Regions from separate parts of the Homo sapiens genome. Here regions 1, 2, 4 and 5 are each linked to region 3. Evidence: read pairs that join two places in POLR2A ChIA-PET (ENCODE). Cell type or tissue: MCF 10A. All regions are shown on one strand. Each heading gives the region's core, and the rest is flanking DNA. Links, peaks and the distances in the headings are about the cores only.

Region 1 (4,543 bases), core at 170-4,169, 61 kb before region 3:
TTGTTTTTTGATAAAAGTATGGATGTGAGATAATGGGCCCATACAAGTATGTGGCTGGGACAAGGTCATTTCTCGGTATGATGGTCCATTTCTAACATCATGGGACAGTTATGGAGGTTAGAATGCTGTGGTCTGGTGTGAGAACTCTTGCTATGCCAATAATAATAATAAACATTAGGCTGGGTGAGGTGGCTCACGCCTGTAATCCCAGGACTTTAGAAGGCCGAGACCAGAGGATTGCTTGAGCCCAGGAGTTCAAGACCATCCCGGGCAACATAGCGAGACGCTGTCCTGTTAATAAATAAAAATAAAGGCTGGGCGCGGTGGCTCACGCCTGTAATCCCAGCACTTTGGGAGGCCAAGGTGAGCAAATCACGAGGTCAAGAGATCGAGACCATTCTGGCCAACATGGTGAAACCCTGTCTCTACTAAAAATACAAAAATTAGCCGGGCGTGATGGCAGGTGCCTGTAGTCCCAGCTGCTCAGGAGGCTGAGGCAGGAGAATCGCTTGAACCCGGGAGGCGGAGGTTGCAGTGAGCTGAGATCGCGCCACTGCACTCCAGCTTGGCGACAGAGCGAGAGTCCGTCTCAAAAAAAAAAATCAATAAAAATATAAAAGAATAATAAACATTAATCGAGCTATTGCTATATACCAAACACTACATACTTATATATATATTTATGTATTATTAAATATATACTATATTAATATATAATACATATAATGTATTTTATAATTAATAGTTAATAGTAACATAATATTAATATTATATTACTGTATGTATATATACTGTATAGGTGTATGTATACTGCATTGTACTTTACTATATTTACTGTTATATATATACATACATATTTATAACATATAAAATAACATTATATATCAAGTTATCAATAGGCAGATATTGTTATTTCACCCACTTACTGGTGAGAAATCTGAGTCACAGAGAAGCTAAGTAACTTACTCAAAGTCACACAGCTAGTAAATGGCAGAGCCACTCCAGCCTGCATGACCGCTCTTCATTTTCAGAAGGTGCGGCTCTAACTCAGAGCACATTTATTCAACTGAATGCATTTATGAGGAAGATCTTGAAAGCCTGTCTCCCTCTCTCCCTCCCAACACATCAAAAAATAATGGAATGTAAAACAATTGGCTGGTCTTCATCTTAAACTGGTCGGCTTAAGCTGGTCAGTGTCAACCAGGTTCAAGTTATGGAACTGTGTGTAAATGTTGAAAATGTATCATTGTATCTTTTTTTTTTTTTTTTAAGAGACAGGGTCTCCATATGCTACTATGACTAGCAGCATAGTCATAGCTCACTGTAACCTTGAACTCCTGGGCTCAGGTGATACTCCTTTCACCTCAGCCTGCTGAGTAACTGGGACTATAGACAGGCACCACCACGCTTGGCTAATTTTTTAATTTTTTGTACATATTGGAGTCTCACTATGTTGCCCAGGCTGGTTTCTTTCTTTTTTTTTTTTTTCTCCTGAGATGGAGTCTTGCTCTGTCACCCAGGCTGGAGTGCAGTGGCGCTATCTCAGCTCATTGCAAGCTCCACCTCCTGGGTTCACACCATTCTCCTGCCTCAGCCTCCCAAGTAGCTGGGACTACAGGCACCTGCCACCACGCCTGGCTAATTTTTTGTTTATTTTTAGTAGAGACGGAGTTTCACCGTGTTAGCTAGGCTGGTCTCAATCTCCTGACCTCGTGATCCACCTGCCTTGGCCTCCCAAAGTGCTGGGATTCCAGGCATGAGCCATGGTGCCCAGCTTGCCCAGGCTGGTTTCAAACTCCTGCCCTCAGGTGATCCTCCCACTTCAGCCTCCCAAAGCATTGAGATTAGAGGGGTGAGCCACCATACCTAGCCCTGTGTATTGTATCTTAAAAGGAAAATGTAATTATGGATTTATGGTATATTTTCTTTTTTTTTTGAGACGGAGTCTCACTCTGTCACCCAGGCTGGAGTGCAGTGGCGCAATCTTGGCTCACTGCAAGCTCCGCCTCCTGGGTTCACACCATTCTCCTGCCTCAGCCGCCTGAGCAGCTGGGACTACAGGTGCCCACCACCACGCCCAGCTAAGTTTTCTGTATTTTTAGTAGAGATGGGGTTTCACCATGTTAGACAGGATGGTCTCGATCTCCTGACCTCGTGATCTGCCCGCCTCAGCCTCCTAAAGTGCTGGGATTACAGGCGTGAGCCACCGCGTCCGGCCAATTTATGGTATATTTTCTTGCATTGAAACTGGAAACTCTTGCAACACATAAGTACATTATTCAACTTCCAGTTATTCAAGAAACACTCTAATTTTTTTAGCCATCATGTATTGCATAAAAACAGTGGGAGAGTTGATCAATTACTCACTGTTTATTTAAAGCTGTGGTTTAAACACTTTCTGTATAGTATCTCTTTATTGAAGGATTGTTGAGAGAGCTGGAATTACCTCTGTCACTCATCTTTGTGCTAAGAAACCCTGATGTGTGTTTTGTATTGGTTAGTTTTTGCTTCTCTACTGATGAACAGGATCTGATCAAGTTGAGCTTGCAGTAGAATAATTCACAGAAAAGTGCAGGGTGCGGTGAGTCACGCCTGTAATTCCAGCACTTTGGGAAGCCAAGGTGGGTGGATCACGTGAGGTCAGGAGCTCAAGACCAGCCTGGCCAATGTGGCGAAACCCCGTCTCTACTAATAGTACAAAAGTTAGCCGGGCATGGTGACGCGTGCCTGTTGTTCCAGCTACTCAGGAGATTGAGTCAGGAGAATTGTTGGAACCTAGAGACGGAGGCCGCAGTGAGCCGAAATCGCTCCACTGCACTCCAGCCTGCGCGACAGAGCAAGACTCTGTCTCAAAAAAGAAAAAAGAAAAAACAAAAAAGAATAATTCACAGAAAAGTTAAGAAAGGTTATCTATGGCCTCTTAATCTTCCTGATCTGAAACGGCAACTTGGGGTAAGGGAAGAATGTTGAGGAAGTGGAGCATAAAAAAAAAAAAAAAAGAGGAAGAAGAGAAAGAGAAGAGGGAGTGAGGGGGAGAGAGAGTGAGGAAGGAAGGGAAGAAGGGAGGGAGGGAGGAAAGAGAAAAGGAAAGAAAGAAGGAAGAAAAAAGGAAGGAAGAGAGAAAAAGAGAAAAGGTTGGTGTCATAAATAGTGTAAATATACTTAATAAGCAAGTGAAATCAAAGGCTGAGTAGTACGTCATACTGATGTCTAGTATTTTAAAATTTAGGCTGGGCACGGTGGCTCACACCTGTAATCCCAGCACTTCAGGAGGCAGCGGCGGATGGATCACCTGAGGTCAGGAGTTCGAAACCAGCCTGGCCAACACGGTGAAACCCTGTCTCTGCTAAAAATACAAAAATTAGCCAGGTGTGGTGGCGTGCACCTGTAATCCCAGCTACTCCGGAGGTTGAGGTAGGAGAATCGCTTGAACCCGGGAGGCGGAGGTTGCAGTGAGCCAACATTGTGCCATTGCACTCCAGCCTGGGAGACAAGAGTGAGACTCAGTCTCAAAACAGAAAAAAAATAAAAAACATTTTTAAAAAAAAGGAAAAAGGAGAAAAATTTGGACACAGAGACATGGACATACAAGGGGAGAAGGCAGGTGAAGATGTAGGCAGAGCATGGAGTAATGCATCTACAAGCCAGGGAAAAACAAAAATTGCTGGCAACCTCTAGAAGGTACAGGTGGCAAGGAAGGAATCTTCCCTAGAGGTTTAGAAGGGAGTCCAGCCCCGCTGACACCTTGATTTTGAGCTTCTAGTCTCTGGAACTGTGAAAGAACATGTTTTGGTTGTTTAAAGCTACTAAGTTTTTGGTAATTTGTCATTGCAGCCCTACGATACAAATATATTCACAATAAAATAAATGAAAATTAAAATTATACTGACATGCCATTTTTAACCCGCCACTTAGACAAAGATCAAAAAGCCTGATAACAGACTAAGTTAGAAAATGTGTTGGGAAATTGATTGCTTTTATTTGCTGCTGGTGGGAGTGAATGTAAACTGATATAATCTCTAGAAATTACTTGACAATTTCTATCAAAATTACAAATGCACATATCTTTTGACCCAGCAATTCTGCTTCTAGGATTTTCTGACATTGGAGAAAGTTGCATACGTGGACAATTGCACATGGACACGTTATGTATCACAGCACTCTCTGTAACCACAGACATTTGGAATGAACACTAACTGTTCATTGTCAAGCGATGTTTGAGTACACTGAAGAACATCTATACTTGGAGTCAGCAAACTTTTTACATAATGGGCCAGAGAGTAAGTACTCTAGGTTTGCAGACCCAGAGGGCTCTGGTGCAATGACTCAACTCTGCAGTTGTAGCTCAAAAGTAGTCATACAGGCTGGGCACTGTGGATCACGTCTGTAATCTCAGCACTTTGGGAGGCTGAGGCGGGTGAATCACCTGAGGTCAGGAGTCCGAGACCAGCCTGGCCAACATAGTGAAACCTCGTCTCTACCAAAAATACAAAAATTAGCCGGTGTGGTACTGGACACCTGTAATCCCAGCTACTCGGAAGGC
Region 2 (4,543 bases), core at 337-4,336, 120 kb after region 3:
GGAGTTTGAGACTAGCCTGGCCAACATGGTGAAACCCTGTCTCTACTAAAAATACAAAAATTAGCCGGGCATGGTGGCGGGCACCTGTAATCCCAACTACTTGGGAGGCTGGGGCAGGAGAATCGCTCGAACTGGGGAGGTGGAGGTTGCAGTGAGTCAAGATTGCGGCATTGCACTCCAGCCCAGCCTGGGTGACAAGAGCAAAACTCCATCTCAAAAAACAAAACAAAACAAATAAACCAAAAAAGTGAATGAGTCCGGCTTGGTGGCTCATGCCTGTAATTCCAACACTTTGTGAGGCCGAGGTGGGAGAATTGCTTGAGCCTAGGAGTTGGAGACCAGCCTGGGAAACATAGCAAGACCTGGTCTGTACTAAAAATTAAAAAAATCAGCTGGGCATGGTGGCACATGCGTGTGGTTCCAGCTACTCGGGAGGCTGAGGTGGGAGGATCACTTCAGACCAGCAGATCGAGGCTACAGTGAGCCGTGATCACACCATTGCACTCCAGCCTGGGTGACAGAGCTGAGACCCTGTCTCCAAAAAAAAAAAAAAAAAAAAGGTGAATGTTTCTTAAGTTTTAATTTCTAATATGGTGAATACTGACATAACCCACATAGCAGAAGTTATTACAGGTTTCCAGTTTTTAAGAGGTAAAGGAATCCTGAGATCAAAAGGCTTGAAATCTAGTGAATTTGGTTGGAACTCTAGAAGCATTTGACTTAAACCTTTCACCTTGTTGTATTTGGTATCTTGTAGCACACCCAGTTCCTGCTACAGCTGCCTCTATTCTGTGCTGCTTAAATACGGAGGAGGTCTGAGCTAACCAATCTGAAGTTTGGCCAATTTCAGGGGCATTTAGTTGTTAACCTGAATCTACTTCTTTTATTAGTAAGAAACATATCTACTATAGAGATTTAGGACTTTGAACAGCTGTATAACATTATAGGATATGTCTGGTACTCAGTTGTTTCTGTTTCTGAATCACAAATCGGCCATTAATTTTAAATAAAGACGTTTTGTAGCATATAATACAATTTCTGATGATCTACTTACTAGTTTGTTAATTCCTCACACCGAGTCATCAGCTCCTTGAAGGCAAAAAAATTCCTGTTTTGATCAACAATTCATCTACCCCAAGCACTTAGCATAGGGGATACTATTTCCTTTTTCTATGTGGATGACACCCGATATGTTGAACAGTGACCACTCTTAAGATACTTGGTGAAGTAGGTTTTGGTTTTAACCAGTTTAGGTGTATGGATGATTTTACAGAAGTTCGTAATAAAATTTTCTTGCCTCAGATATTCTCTAATAATAATGAGGTGCCCCCAGCTTCATTTACTAGACATGGATAGGCAGGTTTTGTGAAGTACAGAAAAAAAGTTCTTTAAAGTTATGGATCATGTCACGAGGTCAGGAGTTTGAGACCATCCTGGCCAACATGGTGAAACCCCATCTCTACTAAAATACAAAAAAATTAGCTGGTTGTGGTGGTGCACACCTGTAGTCCCAGCTACTCAGGAGGCCGAGGCAGGGGAATTCCTTGAACTCGGGAGGCAGAGATTGTGGTGAGCCGAGATTGCACCACTGCACTCCAGCCCGGGTGACAGGGCGAGACTCCGTCTCAAAAAAAAAAAAAAAGTTATGGATCATGAAACTAACATTTGAATAGCAACAAAGAAAAAACCAAGCTATGTTGTATTTTATTTTTTATTTTTATTTTTTAATGTTGTATTTTAAATTGAATGATGTACTTCTCCTCCTCTTTGCAGTATTTTATATTTTTGCTTACTGCACATTTCTTCCCTGAAGCAATCTTGACCTAATGGTATAAATGTTTAGCTCCACATAAGACGGTAGCTATTTTTTGGAGAGGAATGGAGAGGGTCAAGGGTTTTATTGAGTTTTCAGTTCTGATACCTTTTAACCTTTTTACCAGTGCTACCCCACCCTCCAGAAAGCAAATAATGTTGAAAGCTTTTTTTATTTTTTAACTTTTTGATATATATTTTCTTATTCATTATTTGTATTGTTGTCATCAGATGAATAATGGCTTTAGAGATTTATTTGAAAAGACAAATTCTATTATCAGACACATAACTTCTAGGGATATGGAAACTATTATTATTGTTACTGTTTTGAGACGGGATCTTGCTCTGTCCCCCAGGCCAGAGTGCGGTGATCATGGTTCACTGCAGACTTGACCTCCTGGGCTCAAGTGATCCTCTTACCTGAGCTTCCTAAATAGCTGGGACCACAGGCACATGCTGCCATGCCCAGCTAATTTTTGTGTTTTTTGCAGAGACAGAATCTCACTATGTTGCCCAGGCTGGTCTCAAACTGCTGGGCTCAAGCAATCCTCTTGCCCCAGCCTCCCAAAGCGTTGGGATTACAGGTGTGAGCTACTGAAACTGGCCCGGAAACATTTTTAAAAAAGGATTCTTTTGAATTTAAAGTTATTTAATGATTACTGAAGAGTAATAAGCTGTGAGGTCAGGAAAAAAAGGACTGAGCCACAGACTAAGCAGCAGTACAGATGATGACCTATTCAGGAAGTCTTGTGAGTCAGACTTGCCGTGTCGTGTTGCTAGAGTTACAGATCTGCTCCAACCTCTTTGCTTTATAAGAAGGACATCTCTCTGTTCTACCTTCAATATCTTTTCTTTGAAAAATCAACCCAAAAGTCTTTTATTAGCTTTACATTTATTTCTACAGTCTTAATTTTTGTAACATCAGTGTTGCAGGTGAACAAACTCATTGTAGCCTCTATTTTTGATATTGCTGGACAGGGCTAACTTTAGTACTATAGTGGGAAGTTTGTTATTTTGTTTTTTACTCTACAGGCACTCTGGTTTAGGAATATTTATCTGTCTTGCATTTGACCATGGTTACCATTCCCCCTCTTCATTGTTTACTTAGTGTACCATGGTACACTTTATGTACCATCCTTGCTGCTCTCAGCTGTTTGGTTACCAGGTGGCTAATGTTGTCATCTCTTAAGCTTTAACATTTACTTCTCAATACTGTCTTTTCCTCTGTGAGGTAGATGGAAAGAATAGATTAGAAGAGAATGGGGCATATGCTGTGATCATCTCTCCTTTACATCTTTATTGCTTATTAATTTAATTTATATCAGATTTCATTTCTGCTCTGTGCACATACCCACTGTCCCTCCTCACCACTCTTCTTTATCCAGTTCTTTCTCACTTACCTTAGCATGGCTAAAACCCTTGGTTTTTATTTATCTCTTTCTTCCTCTGCTGTTTTTATTTTCATTATATGCCACAGGGACAAACTTAGGTATAAGTACTACTTTTGATGTAGAGATACTTATGTCTGTCAAAGGAAAATTAAACTACAAACCCCAGAGGTAAAAAATGGTACACAATACTGGGGTTTAAAAAATCTCCTCCTCGGCCGGGCTCATGCCTGTAATCCCAGGACTTTGGGAGGCTGGGGTAGGTTGGTCACCTGAGGTCAGGAGTTCGAGACCAGCCTGGCCAACATGGCGAAACCCCGACTCTACTAATAATACAGAAATGAGGTGGGTATGGTGGCAGCTGCCTGTAATCCCGGCTACTTGGGAGGCTGAGGCAGGAGAATCGCTTGAATCTGGGAGGCGGAAGTTTTAGTAAGCCGAGATTGCGCCACTGCACTCCAGCCTGGGTGACAGAGCGAGACTCCATCTCAAAAACAAAACAAAACAAAATAAAAAAGCCCCACTCCTTCTGCCCCTCCAGACCAGGGTCTCACTCCCTTCACCCAGGCTGGAGTGCAGTGGCGCGAACCTTAGCTCACTGTAACCTCTGCCTCCTGGGCTCAGGTGATACCCCCACCTCAGCCTCCCGAGTAGCTGCGACTACAGGTGTGCGTCACCACGCTTGGCTAAGTGTTTTGTATTTTTTGTAGAGACGGCGTTTTGCCACTTTGCCCAGGCTGGTCTTGAAGTCCCGGGTTCAAGCTGTCCTCTCATCTTGGCCTCCCAAAGTGTTGAGATTACAAGTGTGAGCCACCACACCCAGCCAAATTATTTCTTTTTACCTCTGTAAAAGGAGAACCTTCTCTGTATTTTAAGAAGATGTGGAGTTGGTCAAAAGTACAGCTGATGGGAAAGCAAAGGAGAACTGGAGTTTGAAAAGAGAAGAGGAATGGTGGTAGTTAAAAAAAAAATTTGTAAAAAATAGAGTTACATACAAGTTTACACAATGGTTTAGAGCTTACAAGGTAGGAAGCAGAGACAGAAATAGTGTAATATGTAAAATGTTATAGTAAAAATATGGAAAATGCTTAGGATAAAGAAGGGAAAACTTTTGTCTAATTGGGAGAGTCGGGGATGGTTTTACCAGAGGTGACAAATTAATCTTGAAGGGCAGGAATATTCTAGATGGAAAAGCGATGTGGGAAAGATTAAAAAAAAATTAGTGACTTAAGGTTAAAAATAAAGGAAATGTTTCAGTTACCTTTATTAAAAACTTTTAGTATAAAGATCATTTTGGGGTTGCTGGTGGTGATTGATGAGGAAGAAGTATGACTGGTAACAGG
Region 3 (4,543 bases), core at 365-4,364:
TTAAGTCAGTTCCTCAAAAAGGCCACCTCAGAAGCCATGGCCTTTCCACTGGCAGTACTTCTCTCTTGACTTTACCCTTAAGAGGAATTGGGATCTCAGATCTATATACCAAGCCTGGCCCATATGTTTGAGGTCATGAAAAAGAATGTGGGGGCCAAAAATTCATCCTCCTAGCTCAGTGTCTTCAAGCCTTTGGCTGAATCGCAGAACAGCAACAAACATATTTCACATTGTGATTCAGTATTGACACTTGTATTTCTTTCTCTTTTTTTGAGATGGAGTTTCACTCTTGTTGCCCAGGCTGGAGTGCAATGGTGCGATCTCAGCTCACTGCAACATCTGCCTCCTGGGTTTAAGCAATTTTCCTGCCTTAGCCTCCAGAGTGGCTGGGATTACAGGTGCACGCCGCCATGCCCGGCTAATTTTTGTAGGTTTTTTTTTTTTTTTTAAGATGGCCGGCTAATTTTTGTATTTTTTTAGTAAAGATGGGGTTTCATCATATTGGTCAGGCTGGTCTCGAACTCCTGGCCTCAGGTGATCCGCCCACCTTGGCCTCCCAAAGTGCTGGGATTACAGGCGTGAGCCACCACGTCTGGCCTATATATATACATATTTGTAACACAAAAAAAGGCCTATTATACATACTGCTTTACCTTTTTTTTTTAACTTAAAAGTGTCTGAACCCCATTCTCTGTGATGTGCTTATTTCACATTGCAAAACTGTAACAAAACATCCTATGTACTCCATTGATATATACACCTACAATGTATCCACAACTTTTTTTAAAAGTGAAGTATCTGGGAGATCTTTTTTAACTGCTGAGTGTTAAACAGCTTCATAATGTTTCATTGACTACATGATATTCCAACATATATAGTTTGGCTGACTCTTGGTATCCCATCATATAAAGGTTGGCTGACTCCAGCCCTGGAGTAAAACACTTCCTTTTTTAAAAAATGAATTTGGGGACCAGGTGTGGTGGCTCATGCCTGTGATCTCAGCACCTAGGGAGGCTGAGGCGGGCAGATCACCTGAGATCAGGAGTTCAAGACCAGCCTAGATAACATGGTGGAACCCCGTCTCTACTAAAAATACAAAAATTAGCCGGACATGGTGGTGGGTGCCTGTAATTCCAGCTGCTTAGGAGGCTGAGGCAGGAGAATTGCTTGAACCTGGGAGACAGAGGTTGCAGTGAGCCAAGACCATGCCATGGCACGCCACCCTGCGCGACAAGAGCAAAACTGTCAAAAAAAAAAAAAAAAAGAAAATGAGTTTTAAAGTGATGGCAGTAAGCTTATTTGAGAGGATAAACCCTCTTCCAGTGATTTAGTACTTACAGAGTAGGAACATGGAAGGAGTAGAGATGTTGGGGCATGCAAACAGTTCTATGCCAGGGGTGAATGTATAAGGTAAGTTAAGATTCTAGCTTTAAAAACATAAAAGTTAAAACCCTGTGGCTATTATCAATCAATTACATGGCAAACCTGTTAAGGATGTTACTGTACAAGATTTTGCATGGACATATGTTTTCAATTCACTTGGGTATATACTTAGGGGTATAATTGATGGGTCATATGGCAATTCTTTGTTTAACACTTTGGAGAACTGCCCACCAATTTTGCGAAATGGAGTACCATTTTACAGTCCCACCAACAGTGTACAAATGGTTCAATTTCTCTACATTGTGGTTAACACTTAAAAAACAAAACAAAACAAAACAAAAAACTGGGGTCAGGCACGGTGGCTCACGCCTGTAATCCCAGCACTTTGGGAGGCTGAGGCAGGCGGATAACCTGAGGTCAGGATTTCAAGACCAGCCTGGCCAACACGGCGAAATCCCATCTCCATTAAAAATACAAAAAATTAGCTGGGCCTGGTGGTGGGCACCTGTAATCCCAGCTACTTGGGAGGCTGAGGCAGGAGAATGGCTCGAACCCGGGAGGCAGAGGTTGCAGTGAGCCGAGATTGTGCCATTGCACTCCAGCCTGGGCAACAAGAGCGAAACTCTGTCTCAAAAACAAACAAACAAACAAACAAAAACCAAAAAAAACCCCAAAACTGGAATGCTTCACAGAATTTGCATGTCATCCTTGTGCAGGGACCACACTAATCTTCTCTGTATTGTTTCAGTTTTAGTGTATGTGCTGCCAACATGAGCATAGTCCTTATTTTTATTTTAGCCCTCTTACAGTGGGTACTTTTAAAGCATTTGATAGCAAATGATTTTTTCTTCCAAGGCAAATATGTTTAATATGTAAGTCTAGAAAGGAAAAGCAAAACAAAAATGAGCTGGGCTTCAAATTCTTCCAGCTGTGGAGTCATTTGCAGGTTGTGGAGCAGGACAAGTCTGTTGCAGCCAGGCCAGGTGCCAATTCCAACAGGCGCATGTGTCATCTCTGGCACAAAAATCACAGGTCACCAAACCCTGATTTGAGTTTAAAGGAAGAGGCATGAATAAGGCAACTCTGGGTTGTAAAGCTCAGGCTGCTCTTTATCTCCAAAAATTTGTCTTAAATATGATTCTTCTCAGGGGTGTTTTTCCCCTCTTTTAAGCAAAACAAGAAGTCAAGTACTTGTTTACCCTAAATTGCATTTTTTGATCTCTCTCTTCTGCTCTCTCTTTCCCCCTCAGTTGTGTGTCCTTCCCAGGGAGAAAAGTGGTTCAGAGTACAGCCTGGGGGTGGAGCTTGGGGCTGTGCCAGCTCATTTTCAGATTAGGTATTTCGTAACAGAGTTTTAGGCATGTGCAGGGTTTAGGCTTCTACCCAAGGAATCTATTTTCACTTGCAGGGAAATTTCACACTGTAATTACTATCATGAAGCAAAATATGGTGTGGGGTGAGGGAGGAGAACATTGTTACTAACCCTTGGATATTAACCCCTACGAAGCAAGTTTGGAACTGCCATACATTATCATTATTAACATTTGAGTGCTCTGTGCTTGACACTGTGTTTAGAGCTTTCACTATGCTGTTCTATTTAATCCTGATAATACCCTATGACATAAGCATTATTGTTGTTGCTATTATTATCATTATCAGTGTTCTCACTTTAGGAAATGGAGGCACAGAAAGTTCAAATAACCAGCCACTATCACACAGCTTTGTAAGTAGCAGAACCAGCTTAGCAGGTTAGGCAGTGAGTGTCAAAGCCCACATTTTCTTTTTTCTCTTTTTGGACTCCAGGGTGGAGTGTAATCACCTTGACTTCCCTGGCTCTAGTGAGCCTCCTGCCTCAGCCTCCCAGTAGCTGGGACTAAAGGTGCATGCCATCATACTTGGCTAATTTATGTATGTTTGTATGTATTTGTTTATTTTTGAGACCGTGAGCCCCACGATCTTGGCTCACTGCAGCCTTAACCTCCTTGGCTCAGGTGATCCTCCCACCTCAGCTTCTTGAGTAGCTGGGAGGCTACAGGCGCATGCCACCACACTTGGCTAATTTTTTTTTTTTTTTGGTATAGGCAGGGTTTTGCCATGTTGCCCAGGCTGGTCTCAAACTCCTGAGATCAAGTCATCTGCCCACCTGGCCCTCCCAAAGTGCTGGGATTACAGGCAGAGCCACTGCGCCTGGCCATAATTTTTCTAATTTTGTAGAGACAGGGGTCTCACCTTGTTGCCCAGGCTGGTCTTGAACTCCTGGAAAGTCCACACTCTTAACCATTAGGGTATCTGGCTATATCTCACACAATGAAAGAGGGAAGAATGTGGGAGATAGCAGTAGGGACAGAAACTGAGGCACGAAAATGACTTGAGCCCAAAAGGTCCAGGCTGCAGTGAGCCGTGAGCATGCCACTGCACTACAGCCTGGGTAGCAGAGTGAAACCCTGTCTCAAAAAAAAAAAAAAAAAAAAAAAATCAGTCGGGCACGGTGTCTCACTTTTGTAATCCCGGCACTTTCAGAGGCTGAGGCGGGCGGATTTTAAGACCAGCCTGGCCAACATGGTGAAACCCCATTTCTACTAAAAACAAAATTTGCCTGGCGTGGTGGTGCACGCCTGTAATCCCAACTACTCAGGAGGCTGAGGCAAGAGAATCGCTTGAACCCAGGAGGCAGAGGTTGCAGTGAGCCGAGATTGTGCCATTACACTCCAGCCTGGGTGACAGAGTGAGATTCCATCTCAAAAAATAAAAACAAAGGCCGGGCAAGGTGGCTCATGTCTGTAATCCCAGCACTTTGGGAGGCCGAGGCGGGTGGATCACAAGGTCAGGAGTTCAAGACCAGCATGGCCAACATAGTGAAACCCTGTCTCTACTAAAAATACAAAAAATTAGCTGGGCCTGGTGGCAGGTGCCTGTAATCCCAACTACTCGGGAGGCTGAGGCAGGAGAATCGCTTAAATCTGGGGGGCAGAGGTTGCAGTGAGCAGAGATCGCGCCACTGCACCCCAGCCTAGATGACAGTGTGAGACTTCACCTGAAAACAAACAAACAAAAAAACCCCAAACAAACCTGTGTACCCTAAACCTAAACGTACTAATTGATCACATTTTGCCATATTTGCTCATCTGTACTCTCTCTCCCTGTGTGTGTGCATTTTTTC
Region 4 (4,543 bases), core at 143-4,142, 130 kb before region 3:
GGACCGTAAAATGTCCCCAGCTTTCTCGCTCTCTTTCCTTCTTCGGCATTTTAAATGACAAGGTGCTTAATTAACAGGATTTTTTAAAACAGCAACCTGGAACCACAGAAGCTAAATAAACACCATTCTTTAGAGGCTGGAGAAAGCGTCCAGAGTTAACGCAGCCATATGCCAGGAGGCATAACTCCGGAGCAATAAAGTCTCCCCTCTCCTCCTAAAATTAGGACTTGTGGGCTTTCTTGTCCCACACGGTTCCCACAAAGAAAACGAAGAGCTGATGGCTTGCTTTCCCTGCCCCCCCCCAACCCCCACATGGACAACAGATGCCCACTGCTTGTACATAAATTCTTCCTGGCCGGGAATCTCATATCAAACAGGCTCAGGAACGAGCTGGGAATCGAAACTCACTGTACGGCAGGGCAGGACCCAGGCTTTATAAAAACGGACAGGATGTTGCTGTTGTTACTGTTTTAGGCTGCTGAGGCCAAGCTGCAGGGAGGGACAGCTCCATGGCCACCCAACCTGACAAAGCTCCAGGGCTCAGGACAGCAGGCCTGGGCCTCACCAAAAGGGAGGGGCCTGCTCTTCCTGGAGGTAGAAAGCTGCATGGGGAGACTAAATGGGAGGAGGCGAGAGGTGGAGGCCACAGTGAAGCAGTGCGTGCTCACCCTCCTAGCTGTGTGGGCAGCGGCCCTCCACCGCCATCCCATATGGAATGCTGTTTGTTTCTGCGGGTGCTGCTTTGAGGGGAACAAACAGGACTGTGGGGTTGGTGGCAGATCTCCCATGCAGCTAAGTCCACGAACCAATGAGGAAATAAAATATGCCGCTGGTGTGCGTGGTGGATTTTAACCTGGGATTAAAGCTTGTTGCATAAGCAGCTACAGCATCCTCCCCGCCTCCCTCCCTCTCTCTGATCACTTGATCACTTGAAATGTTTTCTGGGGCAAAGAGCAGGAAGCTGCTGGCTTATTCTGGCAGCTCTGCTCTGTTTGAGGAATGCTGTTGGCATTCGGGTAGGTCTGAGGTTATCTGGAAAACAGCAATTCGGCTGGGGACAGACACAAAAGTATGGTGGCAGATGGAATCCTGGGAGGAACACAGATTGAAAAGAAAGCCTGGGGCAGGCCTACGAAGGGCTGGTCCTGGGCTTCATGGAATGTGGCTGATAAGCAGGAAATAAAACCAAATGTTGCAGGTCTCAATCTAGAAATCCATTCAGCAGCTCCTCTTAAAGCCCCACTGCAGTGAGTATCCCAGCAGTTACTTCTAAATTAGTGCTTTACATAGACTGATTCCTGAAGTAGGTGGCATTGTTAGAAACCTGGAACTAAGCCCAGAGAGGTGAAGTGAGCTGCCCAAGGTCACACAGCTGGGAAGTGCCAGAGATCAGATGTCCACCCCGTTAGCACTTCACATCCCTAAACTCTGTACCTTCTCCTGGCTCTAAAGAAAGAAGCAAAAGCAAAGCCGAACCAAGCACAGCAGAAACAATGAGGCTGAAACCTACGAACAGCAACTGCATAATCTGTGTTTTCTTTTAGGAGGTAGACCAGTTTTTTGCTTTTTTGTTTTTTGATACAGTGTCTCGCTCTGTCGCCCAGGCTTGAGTGCAGTGGCATCATCACAACTCAATGCTGCAACCTGAAGACCCACCCTTTTGAGGTGGGTTTTCAGTATTGAATGATGGCGCTGAAGGAAACTTTTAGATTAGACTCATTCAAATGCCCCTCATTACAGATTGAGGCCCAGAGGAAGCGACCCTCTCCCTCCCAACCTCCAGCAAGATGCAAGATGTCAAGGGGGAACACTTTGCCATCTCTAAAATTAGGCTTTTATATTCCCTGAAACCAGTGGTTCAACCATGGGGGGATTTGCCCTTCAGGGGGCATTTGGCAATGCTTGGAGACGTGTGGGTTGTCACAGTTAGGGAGGTTGTATTACCGGTATCCAGTGGGTAGAGGCCAAGGATGATGCAAAACATCCTATAAGTACACAAGACCAGCCCCGCCACAACAAGGAAGTATCTGATCCAAAATGTCCAAGGTTGGGAAACCCTGGCTTTAAGCCCTTTAAGGAAAGGGAAGAAAACAGTCCAATCATTCTGCCTCTGGCTAGAAAAGCCAGCACAGGCCTAAACAAGCAGGTTCTTTGGTGATATTAATAAGCAATGAGCTAATAAAAATAGATTAAAACGTGTCTCTCTTAATATTCCCAGGGTACAGAGAGGATTGGGGTACAGAATCAGGCTGTGGGGAGCCAGGCAGAGTGTCACAGTAACAACACTGGTCTCGAGGGAGAGGAAAGGCTGGCCCCAGCTCCCTTCCCCCAGCACCTTACGAGCTGAGGCCTGGCCTCCCTGAAATGGCTCGCCCGTTCCGCTGGCCTCCAGCCAGGCGAGCAGCAGCAGGAGCGGCCCCACAAGCTGCATCCCGAGATAGCCTGTTCGGCTGCCTACAAAAATAAGCACACTTGCAGTTATCGGCCTCCAGCTACAGCAGGCCTCTCTGACCGTTACGCGAAATGGACAGGATTGAGTCAGGGAAGTGTTTTAAATATCTTGTTTTGTTTTGTTCCTTTCTGGCCAATTAGAACCGAGGCCAACTTCGGGCACGGTGACAGAAGGGCTCACCTTCAGAGCCCGGAGCTGACTGTGTCATGTTACAGCCACAAAGAGGCAGATAGGAGCCTCCCTCCCTTGGAGAAGATGCCTACTAGGAGAGGGGTGTGGGGTTTTTTGGTTTTGTTTTGTTTTTTTACCTCTTTCTAGGAGGGACTGGCAGGATTAGGCAAACGGCGGGAGGGAAAACAAAAAGGGCTAGTGGAAAGGGCAGGGGGTGGATGGTCGCCCCTCATCAGGCAGATGGCCACAGCGCGGGTGGGGCGCCGAGCAAGGGATGCAGGAGCAGAAGGAAAATGAAAAGCAGGAAAACTCAGGCCCTACTCTTTTTTCTTCCTAGCAATTACTTTTATGGGCAGAAGACTATAGATTCGTTCGCTCTGTTTCTCCCTCCCACTGGACCGGTGGTTTTGCCCCCGCAAGGGGACATTTAGCAATGCCTAGGGACATTTTGGGTTGTCTCCATTTTGGGTTGTAAGATCTTTCAGGGAAGTGGGGAGTGCTACTGGCATCTAGTGCTGCTAAACATCCTACAACACATAGGACAAGACCCCCCAGCGGAGAATTAGCCAGCCTCAAATGTCAATAGTGCAGAGGCTGAGAAACTGTGCACCAGGCTGAGCACTTCACGAGGCAAGGAAGGACCTTGTCTGAATTCTTCACCATCATGCCCTCAAGAGTTGAACACAGCACTTGACATATATTAGAGCTCAGTAGAACACCATCTCCCATCCGGATGGTTGCAAGAATCTTACCTGAGCTCTCTGCTTCCGCCCTTGCAAACGCTTGTACACATGCACTCACACACACATACACACACTGTACCACCCAGGCTGCCAGTGATCCTTTTATTTTTTTTTCTCTCCCTTTTTTTTTTTTTTTTTTTGAGACAAAGTCTCACTCTGTCGCCCAGGCTAGAGTGCAGTGGCACAATCTCAGCTCACTGCAACCTCCGTATCCCAGGATCGTGCAATTCTCCTGCCTCAGCCTCCTGAGGAGCTGGGATTACAGGCACATGCCACCACACCCAGCTAATATTTTGTGTCTTTAGTAGAGACGGGGGTTTCACCATGTTGTCCAGGATGGTCTCGATCTCCTGACCTCGTGATCCGCCTGCCTTGGCCTCCCAAAGTGCTGGGATTACAGGCGTGAGCCACCATGCCCAGCCACTTATTTATTTTATTTTATTTTTTCTGAGACACAGTCTCACTCTGTCGCCCAGGCTGGAGTGCAGTGGCGCCATCTCAGCTCACTGCAACATCCGCCTCCTGGATTCAAGTGATTCTGCTGCCTCAGCCTCCCGAGTAGCTGGGATTACAGGTGCAAACCACCACGCCCGGCTAATTTTTTTTTTTTTTTTTGTATTTTTAGTAGAGACGGGGTTTCAAATTTCACCATGTTGGCCAGGCTGGTCAGGAACTCCTAAGCTCAAGCGATCCGCCTGCGTTGGCCTCCCAAAGTGTTGGGATTACAAGCGTGAACCACCGTTCCCGGCCAGCCAGTGATCCTTTCAAAACACAAGTCAGCTCCTGTCCTTCCTCTGCTCAAAATCCATCAATGACTCCTATTTCTCAGTAACAGCCCAAGTCCAGATAACGGCCCACCAGCCTCCCGGCTGGCACTGTGCCCTTCTGACCTCCGACCATCTCCCTCCACCCTCCTGTGGCTCACTCTGCTCCGGCCACTCCGATCATCCACCTGTTCTTTCCATTCTCTAACTTGTTCTCTCCTCCTTGGAGCCGTGGTACTTGATCTTCTACTCTGACCCTTCCTACAATCAATGGATCTGCCCACTTCCCCAAACCACCCAGCAGCTAGCCATTTCCTCCGCGGGGCCTCAACATGTCTGTATCTTCCCTGCTGCTTCTGAAAGGATTCCCCACAGCCGACAAGGCCTCTCTTCTGCTGCACCCTACATCAGAT
Region 5 (4,543 bases), core at 161-4,160, 52 kb after region 3:
TGTGGTTTTAGTACTCTTAATGGGTTGCAGTCATCTGAAGGTTTAACAAAGGCTGGAGGATTTGCTTCCGAGGTGGCTTACTCAGTGACCATTGGTGGGAGGTCTCAGTTTCTGCCTGAGTGTCCTAAAGCTACTGCCAGAGCTAGTGATCAGAGAGAAGGAGAAAAGGAGGAGGGAATTTGAAATGCCTTTGTGACCTCAGAAGTGACAGCTTGTCACTTTTCTTTTGGTCACATAGACCAACTTTGATACAGTATGGGAGGGGACTGCTTAAGTTCATGAATACCTAGAGATGGGTGTCACTGGGGATGTCATCTTGGTGCTGGCTACTACAGTGAGACTACTTCCCAGGGAGTGTGGTTTATCAGAAGACACATGACGTCTGTTTTTCTTTGAGTTGTTAATATTAGCAGATACTATAAAGAAAAACTTTTTCTTTCTTTCTTCTTCTTCTTTTTTTTTTTTCCTTTGGAGAGAGTCTTGCTCTGTTGCCCAGGCTGGAGTGCAATGGTGGGATCTCGGCTCACCGCAACCTCCACCTCCTGGGTTCAAGTGATTCTCCTGCCTCAGCCTCCCGAGTAGCTGGGACTACTGGTGCGCACCACCACGCCTGGCTCAGTTTTGTGCTTTTAGTGTAGACGGGGTTTCACCATGTTGGCCAGGCTGGTCTCGAATTCCTGACCTCAGGTGATCCACCTGCCTTGTCCTCCCAGGGAGCTGGGATTACAGGCGTGAGCCACTGTGCCCAGCCAAGAAAAGCTTTTTCTAATCAAGTATTTGGTCACCTGGTGTGGGTACAGTTTACATAGGAAAGATGTGATATATGTTAGACTCTATTTACTAGTATTTAAAATAACAAGTTGGTTTACTAGTATTCTCCTGTGGTAAAAAACATTTTTTTTCTCAAAGTTTAAAAAAAAACTATTTTGAAATAATTTTAGACTTTTGGGAATGTTGCAAAAATAGTAGAGTTTTCCTGTGTACTCCACCCCGATTCCCCCAATTTAATAACTTGCATAGCCATGTTATAGTGATCAAAACTAAGGCTAACACTGGTATAATACTGTTAACTAAGTAGCAGATATTGTCAAATTTCCACTCTTGTGTTTTTTTCTGTTCCAGGATCCAATCCTATTCTTTATTAATCTCTCCCTTTTGTTTTTTTGGGGTTTATTTTGTTCAAGTTTTTTTTTTTCAGTTAGGTGTAGGATGGATGTTCATGATAATGTATCTTTATTTGTCTTTTATTTAATACTACTTTTTTTTTTTTTTTTTTTTTCCCTTAAACGCAGGGTCTCACTGTCACCCAGGCTGGAATGCAGTTGTGCTGACATGGTTCACTGCAGCCTCAACCTCCTGGGTTTAAGCGGTCCTTCTGTGTAGCTGGGACCACAGGCATGTGTCAGCATGCCTGACTAATTGTTGTGGGTATTTAAAAAAATTTATGAAGTTTGTATTTTGTTTTAGATGTTGCCTTTATATTAAAATCCTTATGTAATAGACTTAGTGCCCCCCCAATTTTTTGGTTATTTTCTGTTGGTTTCTTACTTTGAATACTATTGAAATTACCTAGTAACTTCTTTTTCTTCCCAAGCATTTGATTTAAAGTAATATCTTTTTCTTTCAGTTGATATCAGGTAATCAGCCAGTTTTTTTTCCAGTTTTTATCTCTTCATACTTCAGTTTATGGATAGTTGTGCTCTAGCTACAATGTTGGAACATATAGTCATTATGTAGTATAAAGTGTCACTTAGAACCCTCATTCAGGTTTTTACAGATAAATATATATTTAATGCCCACTACCATTTTTATGTTGATATGGACTTTCCAGTTATTTGGGTCATCTGGAATTCATTTTCTCTAATAAATTCCTCAGGAAGAGCTTATGGGAACAGTATTCCTTGTGTTCCCCTATGTTTGAGAAGTTTGTCTGCAGCTTTAATAGTTAAAAGCTGGCTTGGTGATGATAAAATTCTGTTCCACAGTATCTGAAATATGTCATTCCACTGTCTTCTGGCACAGAGCATAGCTGTTACAGTATGATGATGTCGACCTGTTTTTCTTTGAGCAATGTAGCTTTTTTTTTTTTTTTGTAATTGTTTAGATATCCATAGGATTTTTTTTTTTTTTTTTTTTGAGAAAGAGTCTCACTTTGTTGCCCAGGCTAGAGTGCAGTGACAGGATCTCGGCTCACTGCAACCTCTGTCTTCCGGGTTCAAGGGATTCTCCTGCCTCAGCCTCCCTAGTAGCTGGAACTACAGGCATGTACTACCACGCCCAGCTAATTTTTGTATTTTTAGTAGAGATAGGGTTTTGCCATGTTGTCTAGGCTGATCTCGAATTCCTGACCTCAGGTGATCCACCTGCTTTGGCCTCCCAAAGTGCTGGGATTACTGGCGTGAGCCACTGCGCCTGGCCTTTGTAATCTTATTGGTGTTGGTTGGTCTGACACATTTTTCCTTGGGCATTCAGTGAGTCTTTTCAATATGTATTAATAGTTTCAAGCTTCCTTCCCCTCTTCTTTTTTTGTCTCTGTTTTTCTCAATATCATGAAGGTTTTCTTAGTGCTGTTTTTTTTTTATTTGCTTTTTGTTTTTTTTGTCTTACTGCCTTGGTTTTCTTCTTTGGGATTCCTACTATACATATATTGGATCATCTTTGTGATATATATATGGAGACACGGTCTCGGTCTGTCGCCTAGGCTGAAGTGCAGTGGTGTGATCATGGCTCATTGCAACCTCCACCTCCTGGGCTCAAGCGATCCTCCTGCCTCAGCATCCTGAATAGCTAGGACTATAGGGGCATGCCATCATGCCTGGTTAATTTTTGTATTTTTTATAGTGATGGGGTTTTGCCATGTTGCCCAGGCTGGTCTAGAACTCCTGAGCTCAAGTGATCCTCCCACCTCAACCTTCCAAAGTGTTGGGATTACAGGCATGAGCCACTGTGCCAGGCCTGTATATTGTTTATGTGAGATAAACCTCTCTTTTGTTTCCTCACTTGTATATCCAACTGTCCTCTGAACCTTTTCATTTAGATTTCTAATGGACAACTGAAACTCAACATGTCCCAAACCAATCTCATCATTTTCCCTGTAAGATCTTCACTAAAGCCTTTTCTTTCTCATTGTTGGTAATTCATTCTTGCTGTTGCTTAGGCTTAAAAACCTTGACTACTCTTTTATCTCCTTGCTATTTTTAAGATATATGTAGTGTCTGGCCACATCTCAGTAATTCCATTGAACCAACATTTTCTGTGAGTTATTGTAATAACATCCTAATAAGTCTTCCTGCATTTTACTCTTGTTTCCTTGTATCCTGTTAGTAACGTAACAGCTGGAGGGATCTTTTACAATCCTAAACCGGTTTGTCATTCCTCTCTTCTAGACTATGTAGAGGTTTCTTATTTCACCCGGAGTAGAAATGAAAGTTCTTACTTTGTTTCAATGAGACTCTGTGACTTGCCTCTGTTTTTTTTTTTTTTTTTTTTTAAGACCGAATTTCCCTCTTGTTGCCTAGGCTGAAGTGCAGTGGCGCAGTCTTGGCTCACTGCAACCTCCGCCTCCCGCATTCAAGTGATTCTTCTGCCTCAGCCTCTCGAGTTGCTGGGATTACAGGCATGTGCTACCACGCCCAGCTAATTTTGTATTTTTAGTAGAGATGGGGTTTCTCCATGTTGGTCAGGCTGGTCTTGAACTCCCTAACTCAGGTGATCTTCCCGCCCTGGCCTCCCAAAGTGCTGAGGTTACAGGCATGAGCCACCGCTACCGGCCTGCCTCTGTTACATCTCTGATCTCACCTATCATTCCTGTCTTCCTTGTTCATTCTTGATCCAGTACCGTTCTTCATCCAGTGCAGGCACATTCTTGCCTTTGGGTATGCCCTTTCTTGGAATGTTTCTGTCATATGTCTGATTAAGTTCCTCATCTCTTTAAAGTCTCAATTCTTACACTCTTAATGAGGCCCACCCTTACCACCCTATTTAATACCGGAACCTCTGACCTTATAGCACTAATGCTCTAATATATTAATACTTTACTTATTTATTGTGTTTAATTATAAAGCATATGCTCCACAAGAACAAGAATCCTAGTCCCCATTGCTCACTGACATATCTCAAACACTTAGGTAGGTGTCTGGCATATGGTAGATGTTCATCATTCATTTGTCGAGTGAATAAACACACTCTGTATTTCCTTGAAAGGGTGACGTCCTAAAGCCCTTCTCTTACCCCATCTGTGGCGTTAAGATGTTTTTCTGGGTCACAGCATATCGTTTCTCTTTAAACCCTGTGGTGGGAGTACTTTAGGAAAGTTCCTAGTTTTTGTTGATTTTATTTTATTTTTATATTATTATTATTATTATTATTATTTTAGACGGAGTCTCGCTCTGCCACCCAGGCTAGAGTGCAGTGGTGCGATCTCGGCTTACTGCAAGCTCCACCTCCCGGGTTCACACCATTCTCCTGCCTCAGCCTCCTGAGTAGCTGGGACTACAGGCGCCCATCACCATGCCCGACTAATTTTTTGTGTGTGTGTTTTTAG

The links. Peaks named below come from ENCODE experiments on the same cell type or tissue, not always from the same donor. Only the 100,000 strongest peaks of a DNase experiment are listed, where the experiment ranks them.
Region 1: POLR2A ChIA-PET joins it to region 3 with 36 read pairs; 17 of 35 experiments call an interaction of 5 or more read pairs at or near these places.
Region 2: POLR2A ChIA-PET joins it to region 3 with 10 read pairs; 18 of 35 experiments call an interaction of 5 or more read pairs at or near these places.
Region 4: POLR2A ChIA-PET joins it to region 3 with 15 read pairs; 19 of 35 experiments call an interaction of 5 or more read pairs at or near these places.
Region 5: POLR2A ChIA-PET joins it to region 3 with 11 read pairs; 26 of 35 experiments call an interaction of 5 or more read pairs at or near these places.

Annotation. Positions count from the first base shown.
Region 1 is chr20:47,430,023-47,434,565 of GRCh38, forward strand. No RefSeq gene overlaps it. Among named protein-coding and RNA genes, the nearest start is that of LINC01754, 20 kb to the left of the region's middle. In MCF 10A, for the core only: no CTCF peak of the experiment used is centred there; DNase peaks (open chromatin) are centred at 2,289 and 2,659.
Region 2 is chr20:47,608,102-47,612,644 of GRCh38, forward strand. All of the region lies in intron 2 of NCOA3 (nuclear receptor coactivator 3), which reads left to right. Among named protein-coding and RNA genes, the nearest start is that of NCOA3, 110 kb to the left of the region's middle. In MCF 10A, for the core only: no CTCF peak of the experiment used is centred there; a DNase peak (open chromatin) is centred at 2,560.
Region 3 is chr20:47,490,925-47,495,467 of GRCh38, forward strand. It overlaps the pseudogene RNU6-563P. Among named protein-coding and RNA genes, the nearest start is that of NCOA3, 8.7 kb to the right of the region's middle. In MCF 10A, for the core only: no CTCF peak of the experiment used is centred there; DNase peaks (open chromatin) are centred at 2,377 and 2,697.
Region 4 is chr20:47,358,332-47,362,874 of GRCh38, forward strand. No RefSeq gene overlaps it. Among named protein-coding and RNA genes, the nearest start is that of ZMYND8, 3.9 kb to the left of the region's middle. RefSeq lists enhancers at 14-621, 622-1,229, 794-1,088, 2,434-2,583, 2,454-2,748 and 1 more and cis regulatory regions at 475-688, 2,191-2,846. In MCF 10A, for the core only: no CTCF peak of the experiment used is centred there; DNase peaks (open chromatin) are centred at 630, 910, 2,040, 2,570 and 1 weaker place.
Region 5 is chr20:47,543,059-47,547,601 of GRCh38, forward strand. All of the region lies in intron 1 of NCOA3 (nuclear receptor coactivator 3), which reads left to right. Among named protein-coding and RNA genes, the nearest start is that of NCOA3, 43 kb to the left of the region's middle. In MCF 10A, for the core only: no CTCF peak of the experiment used is centred there; no DNase peak of the experiment used is centred there.